Regions from separate parts of the Mus musculus genome. Here all the other regions are linked to region 1. Evidence: chromatin contacts called from ENCODE Hi-C data. All regions are on one chromosome and are shown on one strand. The core of a region is the stretch at or near the end of the contact, and the rest is flanking DNA. Distances in the headings are between cores, read along the strand shown.

Region 1 (3,255 bases), core at 321-2,820:
CAGCCCCAAGAGCTCTGCCGAGTCCAGGAAGAATGTAGGAGAGTGGAAACCTCTGGTGTGTTTAGAAAGTCAGTTGTCATGTCAAGTGATGTTTTACTGGGGCACAGATGAAAGAAAGAATGCCTTGGTCTTCCAGAGGACACAAGTTTGAGTCTCTGTACTCACGTGGCGGTGGCTCATAACTGCACCAACAAAACATCCCATCACCTGTGCCTGCTTCAGGAAAATATCTCTTCACCTGTGTGCCCCAACAGACCATCATTTGACTTAACTGACTTTCCAAAAAAAAAACCAAAAAAAAACCAAAAAAAAACCCAGAAATTTCCACTTCACAACATTATTCCCACACACACACAAAGAAGGGATTTTTAGATTTATTTTATGTGCATTCATGTGTGAGTGTGTGAATGTGTGTGCATTCAACCTGTGTGTCTGGCATAGGTGTTAAGATACATGCCTAGTCTCCTGGGCAATGATTTCGACAACGCTATTTACTTATTTTGCAGTGCTAGGCTATTTACTTATTTTGCAGTGCTAGGGAGTGAACAAGGGGCCCTGTACACACCAGGGAAGCACCACACCACTGAGAGACATTCCCCCAGCCTGGCTACTTGATAAAGAAAAAGCAAATAGCCGGGTATGGTAGCGCGCACCTTTAATCCCAGCATTTGGGAGGCAGAGGCAGGCAGATTTCTGAGTTTGAGGTCAGCCTGGTCTACAAAGTGAGTGCCAGGACAACCAGGGCTACACAGAGAAACCCTGTCTCAAACAAACAAACAAACAAACAAACAAAAAACCAAAAAAAGAAAAAGCAAATAAGGCTGGAGAGATGGCCCAGTGGTTAAGCTCACCGACTGCTCTTCCAGAGGTCCTGAGTTCAAATCCCAGCAACCACATAGTGGCTCACAACCATCTGTAGTGAGGTCTGATGCCTTCTTCTTGTGTGTCTGAAGACAGCAATGGTGTACTCATATACATAAAATAAATAAATATTAAAAAAGAAAAAAGAGCCGGGCGTGGTGGCACATGCCTTTAATCCCAGCACTTGGGAGGCAGAGGCAGGCGGATTTCTGAGTTCGAGGCCAGCCTGGTCTACAAAGTGAGCTCCAGGACAGCCAGGGCTATACAGAGAAACCCTGTCTCGAAAAACCAAAAAAGAAAAAAAAAAAAAAAAAAAAAAGAAAAAAAAGAAAGAAAGAAAAGAAAAAAGAAAACGGAACAAGCAAATATCTAAAGGCAAAGTGAATATTCAGGGTCCAGGGCTGAGCAAAGTAAGCTGAGAGACTGAACATGAGTCATGAGGAGAGCCGATGCCTTGTTATTTCTGGCTGGTGGTAGAAGTGCCTTGCTCTCTTAGGATCACATTGTATGAATTGAAAAACCCTGTTTCTTGTTTTGGCTTAGACTTAACACACACATTTAATCTGAGAGCTAAAGAAAATCAAACCTAGGTCAAGAGGCAGAGCTAGAAACCAGCTGACAGGGATTGACCAGAAGTGAACAGAAAGGAGGGTCTTTGAGTCTAAGGGTATTTAAGACAGCATGGGGAAGCAGATAGGAGCTGTTTCCTTCTGGGAAGTGAGTTGAGTTGGAAGGTCAGCTGGGTACTTTCTCTGCCTCTCTGAGCTGGCAGGCTTTTTCCCCAGCATCTGGCCCCTGGGTATAACTGAATGGCTGGGATTTTTGGTTTTCAAGTAACATTTTGGCTCTCTGACTTGTGGTAGGGGCCCCAGGGACACTAGGAGATCACTCCTGCTGAGGACAACCTGAGAAGCCATCAGATCTGGTAAGTCGCCTGGGAAGTCCTCAAGGAGAGACTTAGGGATGGGAGGTATAAAAGAAAGCTTTAGGACCCTGCAAGGTACTCTTCTAGATAGGTTAAAATAGAAGCAGAAGCCAGCCTGGCTTGGTGGCACACGCCTTTAATCCCTGCATTCGGAAGGCAGAGGCCTGGTCTACAAAGTGAGTGCCAGGACAGCCAGGGCTACACAGAGAAACCCTGTCTCGAAAAACCCAAAACAACAACAACAAACCAACCTCAGTTTATCAGTTATTATATAAAATACATACAGGAAACAGTAGGTACCTCCAAGGTTAGGAAAAAATATGAATGGAATTCTATTGGATTTGAGAAGACTTAAGGAACACATTGTTCCCTATGTTTTGCATTCACCCTATGTGAAGCAGATATTTATTCCTGGGCAACTCAGAATTGTTCCCCAAGATTGAAAAGATTGGCAACAGCAGTGTTGGAAGTCGGTCCTCAGTTACAATGATGAACGTGGTAAAGGAAGCTAGGGGCCAAGGAACAACAAAATCAGGTGAGAGGCATTGATATTTCTCAATATCAGTATCAAGGTTATTTGCTAGGGGAAAGTCACAATGCTGAGTTAGAAAGGCTGCTTGAATTTGATGATCACACTTTGATGCTCTGTCACTTAGAAGCTTTAAATGCTTGAAATAAGGTTGAAGAACCAAGAAAGTTCTTTCCTTAAAATACACAAGGCCCCAAAGAAGCCTTCCTTGGCTTTTGCAAAGATTGACTTCAGTTGTAAAGAGAATCATATCAGATTCAGAAGTCAGAAAAATATTAATTGAATCCTTGGCTTTTGAATATGCTAGGTCAGCTGGGCGTGGTGGTGCACGCCTTTAATCCCAGCACTCAGGAGGCAGAGACAGGTGGATTTCTGAGTTCAAGGCCAGCCTGGCCTACAGAGTGAGTTACAGGACCGCCAGGGCTAAACAGAGAAATCCTGTCTCGAAAAACAAAAACAACAACAACAACAACAAAATGCTAGTTCAGAATACAAAAGGATGATTAAACCTTTAAAGGCACCATCAGCACCAAGAATAGATTAGAGATATTGGATCTCACATTTATGATGCTAATCTGATAGTAAATTCTAAAAGTCTTAAGAAAAAATCAAACTGTCAGATGTCTTAACTGTGGTAAGCAAGGGCATTTGGAAAGGGATTATAGGGTAGGTGTTCCTAGAATCTGTTTTGTTTATTCCTAGAAATAATCCAGAAGGCCTCAGCCCTCTGCAATATGCATAAGGTGGGGCAAAGACCAGCATTAGACTAATGAATTCAGATTAACAACACCCTGAGAGGCCTCCTGCAGGTGCAGATATCCAATTGAAACCAGCCTTTCCTGTCAGGGTCAGAGAAACTCAGCCCCAGAGCAATGAAAAGACTTAATGTTGTCTGTTTTTGACACTTCTCAGGTCCAGTGAGGTGCCTGGAGCCACAAGC
Region 2 (3,004 bases), core at 136-2,635, about 56 Mb after region 1:
AAGAAGTTGTCCCCACTAGATTGATCTGTGAACAAGCCTTTGGGGTATTTTTCCTGATTGATGTGGGAGGGGCCAGCTCACTGGGCATTGTCTCCCCTGAGCTGGTGATCTTGGGAACTGTTGGAAAGCAGGCTGAGCAGGCCAGTATGCAGCAACATCCCCCCCCCCCCATGGTCTTCCCCCCTGCCTCCAGGTTCCTACCTTGACTCCCCTGGATGATGGACTATGAGCTGTAAGCTGAAGTAGACGCCCCGCCCCCCCACCACCAAGTAGTTTTCTACCATGGTGCTTTATCACAGCAACAGAACCCCTGACAAAGGATGAAGACAATAATCTGGATGAATCTCCAAGCAGTTACCCTGAGATCACCTCTTTAACCATGGGCCAAAAGCACCCATAGATAAGAATACCCAGACAACACGGCATCTGTGCTGAATGTATAGACTTTTCCTTGCATCCCTCCCCGCACCCTCGAGCAGCCATTCATACCACACTGATGTGGCACTGGAGACGGCCAACAATCTAGATATAATTTAGAGTCCTCTCGAAATTGTGTGTTGGCTACATGCAGGTACTGTGCTGTTTTATACAAAGGTCCCGTGCCTCCTTGGCCCGTGTGTCCTTTTAGAATTCTGTATATCAGCAGTTATCAAACTTACAGATGGCCTCAGTGTTTGAAATTAAACACAAATGTAGACACACATGTGCAAGTACCAATAAAACTGGTAGATTAAACCATGCCTCCAGCTGTGAAGCCTACAGTAAAGCAAGCTGATACCATGGGTAGAAATAGGGAAATGGGGTAAAACTGGGACAGGGCAGATCCATTCTCGGTGCTACTCCTTACTGCTTCCACCTGGGTGGGAACCTATCATAGTCTCCATAGATTTTTCAACTTGCATTCAAAATGGCTTTGGTTTTCTTTTTTCTAATTAAAGATTCACATTATAGTAATAACTTGCAAATATATCTAAAAAGAGAAAAATTCCTAACTGAAAATGTAGTCATTCACGCATCTCTTCCTAATGCTCACTACGTGTGTGCATCCATGTGTGTGTGTGTGTGTATCTGTGTGTGTGTGTGTGTGTCTGTCTGTCTGTCTCTGTGTGTCTCTGTGTGTGCCTGTGTATGGGTGTATGTTTGTATCTGTGAGTGTGTGTATATCTGTGTATGTCTGTCTGTCTGTCTGTCTGTATGTATGTATGTATGTATGTGAGTGTCTGTGTATGTGCATGTGTATGTGTGTATTTGTGTCTATGTGTGTCTATGTATGTGTATGTGTGTGTGTTTATGAGAGACACTGGTTAAATCTCAGAGTGGTGGGATTTGCTGCCTTCTGCCTTCTGTGACATCAGAACTCATGCTTGCTTGATGACACGGAGTGGGGGAGGGGAGTCATCTACATGCCTGTCCACTGAAAGTACTTCCATCTACCCCAAGACTTTGACCCTGAGCAGAGACATGACAATCCAGAAGACGGGTTGCAGAGGCCGGGAAGCAGCTGAGGTAGTTGAACAGAGAAGGAGAAGTCACCACTGTGATGACAGGAAACAGGTAAGGCCAGGGTGCATTCCCTGCAGGGAGTCAATTCCTCTGAAGCCCCACCCCCAAGTAGATCCCACTACTGGGTCTCAAGCATCCCTCTCTTCATTCTCTCTCATAGCAAATAAGATAGTGCTAGTGTCATATGTTAAAGCCCTAACTCCCAACTGACTCAACCCGTAGACAAGGCTTCTAAGAAGATGACTACAATTAAATCTCTTGTCTCATGGGACAACTGAGCCCTTATTACAAAAGGCAGCAAGGAATACATGGGTCTGAGGGAAAACCATCCAAGGACACAGCGAGAGTCGACACATGGGCACCCCAGAGAAAGTCTCCACCCAACAGCATGAACACCCAGAGACTTTGTGTCGACTGTCCAAAACCTCTAAGTGTGGTACAGTGGCGTGGAGGGGCTAGCAGGTGGAGACTCGTACTGATTTAGCATCAGCAAAAGTCAGAGATGCAGAACACTGAAGCAACAGAACCCAGGAGCAGCCACATAACACATAAAGGGCATCCACATAATTCAACAAGGAAAAGGCAGTCTTAAAAATAATGCAGGACCACTAGATATCTATATTTTTAAGACTCTCCAGCCATATTCTACATTATATATAAAACATCTACTTTAAAATGGGCCATACACATAAATGTAAAATCTAAAAACAATAAAATTTGTTTAGAAGAAAATTAAAAAAAAATAGAAAAAGAATCAAACCTTAGAATTGACAAATGTTCTAGTCTTCACATAGGAAGCACAGACCCTAAAAGGATGAGTTGGGATTTATAAAAAGAAACTTGTGGGTTGGAGAAATGGCTCAGCCGTTAAGGGCACTGGCTACTCTTCCAGAGGTCCTGCGTTCAATTCCCAGCACCCATATGGTGGCTCATACCCATCTGTAATGGGGTCTGGTGCCCTCCTCTGGAGTTCAGGTGTACGTGTCATTTTTCATAGACGTAAAGAAAAGAAAAAAGAAACTTGTTCATTTTCAAATGATAACAAAAAGATAAGACAGAGTTGATAAAATAGTCACAATGAATATTTCCCAACTACTTAGATCCAAAATATTCCAAGAACTTGACATCTTAATCAAAAGAAAGTCCACTAAAAAAAAAAAACAAAAAACAAGCAAATGACTTCAATAAACATAACGAAGATATGTAGATTAATGGTCACCAATAAAGCCATTAAGTGAAGCTAAGCCTCCAGTTGGAGGGACAGCTCAGCAGCTAAGAGCATCTGTTGCTCTTGCAGAGGTCCCAGGTTTGTAGCACCCACACAGTAGCTACAACTATCTATAGTAACTCCAGTTCCAAGTATCTTTGGACATCTGCTAACATCAGGTTTGCACATGTTTGCACATACATGCGGGCAGAACAATTATACATACACATAAAATTTAAAAAACACTTAGAAAGTAGATTGAGATGTCTTTACACAAAAATAATAAAATGTCCA
Region 3 (3,386 bases), core at 879-3,378, about 57 Mb after region 1:
GATAAAGGATGAGCCATCTAGAGCAGGTGTAAACCCTCTTCATGTGTAGAAGGATGTAGAGTCAGATTCGGATTCATGAGGGTCCTGGATACCCGTAAATGCTGGTGTATGCTTTCTATAGGATGCCTGAGTAAGGTCCAGCCATGGGTCTCCTTCATTCTTAACATCCTAGTGGCATTGCTAGGACAGACCCATCTCAGACCTCAGCAGAAGACCTCACTTGAATTCAACCCATGGTTCCCAAAGAAAAGTCTGGTTATGCCTGAATCAGGTGGTATAACCCAATATTCTCCTTCAGCTTGTCCATCAGCCTATACTTACCTGTGCTGACCTTGGCATTTGGGGACACACCTGTCATACATATACAGAGGCATCACACACCAGGTATACATGTACAGCAGCACCACACACTAGGCACATATGTACACATGTACAGCAGCATCATACTCCAGGTAAACATGTACAATGGTACCACACACCAGTCATAAACGTACAGTGGCATTCAAAGGCAAGAACACATGTACAGCAGTATCACACACCAGGCACACAAGTACATTGGCATCACCCACCAGGCACACATGTACAGCAGCATCAAACAGGAGGTGCACATGTACACATGTACAATTGTACAGTGGAATCACACACCAGGTACATGTGCACAAGGGTATCAGCCACCAATCATAAATATACACTGGCATCAAATTGCAAGAAAACATGTACAGCAGCATCATACACCAGACACACATGTACAAAGGCATCACACACCAGGCACACATGTATAGAGGTATCATATACCAGTCATATTATACAGTGGCATAAAACCCCATAAACACATGTACAGCAGTATCATACATCAGGCTCACATGTACAGCAGCCACACACACCAGACACACATGTACAATAGCACTACATGCCAAGCACACATGTATATTAGCATCACACACCAGTCACACATATACAGTGACATCACAACTAGGAAAACCTGTAAATTGGCATCACACACCATATTCACATGTACAGCGGCATACCACACCAGGCACACATTACAGAAGCATCACATACAAGTTACACATGTACAGTGGCATCATATATCAGGTACACATGTACAGCGGTATCACACACCAGGCACACATATACACATGTACGGACACATCACACACCAGGCATACATGGACAGAAGCATCACACACTAATCATAAATAAAAAGTGGCATCACAACCAAAGAACACATGTACAGCAGCATCACACATCAGGCACACATGTACAGCATTATCAAACACCTATCATACATACACCGAGGCATGACACACCAGGCTCAAATGTACAGCAGCATCACACACCAGGCACACATGCACAGAGGCAATGCAGCCCTGGGGAAGTTTACTCAAACATTGTAAGCTTTAGGAAGGGCATGACTGGAGAATAAGCTGCCCTGCTTCCTCAATTCAGCATTACTTGAAGTCCAGTGCAAAAGTCACATGACCCAGACACGTGTCCAAGGAGACATGCATCTTTTTCGCCGCTGAAGTCTCCAGGATAGTGCCTGGCGAGAGTCACCAGCAGACAGCAGCTGAAGAACTGAAGAAAGAGAACCGCCCCGCCTTGCATTAATTTCTTCCCTACACCAAGCCTTGAAGGGACCCACATCTCCAGCAACCCGGGGAGAGCTCAATACAGGACTCACCTGGAAGTTAGCAGGGTCCACACAGAGCTTGTGCGCATGTAGATCACTGAGAGCAGACAGAGAAGCAGGCAGGTCGTCCAGGTGCTGGGTAGCGAGAGTCAGTGCATCGGCCACCTTTTGGGCATGGGCTTTAACCTGGCTAGAGCCTGGCCTCAGGTCCAAGTGTGGGAAGTAGGTTTTGGTGGAGGGGAAAGCCACGAAGGTCCTATAGGAAAACAGGGTTGGGCTCAGCCGGACCCGGAGGTACAGAGAGCCCGTCTTCGCCCCGCAGTCCGTTGGAAGATGAACCCGAGGGCGTACCTCTCCAAGGCCTCGGTCGTGTAGATTCCGACATTGCTGCCCATCTTCTTCCAGAGCGCAAGGACCAGCCACTGATCATCCTGGGACCGAGCCATCTTCAATGAACTGAGCCTTGCGCTCTGCCCCCTGGCTGAGCTCAAAGATGTCCTGAAACACAAGAGGCCGCCAGGGGGCGCTGCATCGTTCCAGGATGCCTAGGTGTTCACAGATTCTGGTTCAGCTTTGAGCCCTCTGTTTCCCTGGGCTCCCTCTCCAAGCCTTTCATTTTAAAGTGTTTACTACATGCACATTGGCATCTAATATGTACTATCGATTACAATGGATTTTAGTGTCCATATGGCACTGTCAGCTCGTCCTGCTTCCCGAGTCCTTCGGAAACTTCACAGATTTTCCTTTCTTATTCATTATTGAAAAGGACTGAGTGTAATTCTCTTGTCAGGAGCCCATACCCATACTTGGTCTTCTCTCTCTCTCTCTCTCTCTCTCTCTCTCTCTCTCTCTCTCTCTCTCTCTCTCTCTCTCTCTCTCTCTCTCTCTCTCTCTCTCTCTCTCCCGGAGCACGTCTCCTTTCGTTAAATATCATAGTTAAATCTACATTTAAAGGGGATGGAGAAATGGCTCAGCAGTTGAGAGTACTAACTGCTCTCCCAGAGTACCTGGCTTTGGTTCACAGCACAAACATGCCTGCTCACATTTGCCTGTAAATTCAGGTCAGGTAGATCCAAGCCCTCTTCTGTCTTCCACAGTCATACAAGAGATGCACAGATATCCATGCAGCCCAAACACCCACACGTGTGAAATAAAATGAAGGAAATTTAAATCTACATTAAAAATCCCTTTTAATCTGGGTCTTGTGGCACAGGTACAGGTTAATCTTAGCACTTGGAGGCAGATGTAAAAGGATGTCTGTGAGTTCAGGACCATCCTGGCCTACATATGGAACTCCAGGCCAGCAGTGCTACATAATGAGACCCTGACTCTGCCTAAACCACTTCAGATAAAAATCCCCTTTAATACATTCCAACTGTGGGGGCTGGAGAGATGGCTCAGTGGTTAAGAAGATGGGACTGCTCATCCAGAGGTCCTGGGTTCAATTACCAAGAATTACATGGTGGCTCAAAACTATCTGATGCCCTCTTCTGGTTTGTCTGAAAACTGCTACAGTGTACTTACATAGTTAAAATGAATAAATAATTCTTCAAATAAATAAAATCTAAGTCTGTTTCAAAAATATATTCTTATCAGAGCTGTGAGAATTAAGTAGATGAAAAATATTATATGCCTGGGTCATAGGGAAAATTCCTTTTGGGACAATGAACTTAAGAGTGCGTATTATATATTTCAGTGATGACAGCAAGAATCTACGAAACACTCTTGGTGAGTATAACATCAGTACACTAAA

What was found. Hi-C counts contacts between places; a loop is a spot of excess contacts on that map.
Region 2: a map of T-helper 17 cell shows a loop between it and region 1 (319-fold over the local background). The contact joins the promoter of Smim23 here to the promoter of Elobl in region 1. A Hi-C loop is called at or near these places in 5 of 37 maps with a recorded cell type or tissue (T-helper 1 cell, T-helper 17 cell, T-helper 2 cell and 1 more).
Region 3: a loop to region 1 is called in a map of T-helper 17 cell, with 13 times the contacts of the local background. The contact joins the promoter of Hbq1a here to the promoter of Elobl in region 1. A Hi-C loop is called at or near these places in 4 of 37 maps with a recorded cell type or tissue (T-helper 1 cell, T-helper 17 cell and regulatory T cell).

The regions. Positions count from the first base shown.
Region 1 is chr11:88,965,246-88,968,500 of GRCm38, reverse strand. Elobl (elongin B-like) reads left to right here and starts at 1,570. Exons shown (of 3, transcript NM_001360780.1): 1 at 1,570-1,595; 2 at 1,725-1,786; 3 at 3,228-3,255.
Region 2 is chr11:32,822,975-32,825,978 of GRCm38, reverse strand. Smim23 (small integral membrane protein 23) reads left to right here and starts at 1,385. Exons shown (of 4, transcript NM_027050.1): 1 at 1,385-1,554. The coding sequence starts at 1,462. The region is part of intron 2 of Gm35723 (a long non-coding RNA gene); the gene reads right to left.
Region 3 is chr11:32,298,811-32,302,196 of GRCm38, reverse strand. Hbq1a (hemoglobin, theta 1A) reads right to left here and starts at 2,128. Exons shown (of 3, transcript NM_175000.2): 1 at 1,985-2,128; 2 at 1,685-1,889; 3 at 1,324-1,578. The coding sequence starts at 2,079. The coding sequence ends at 1,441.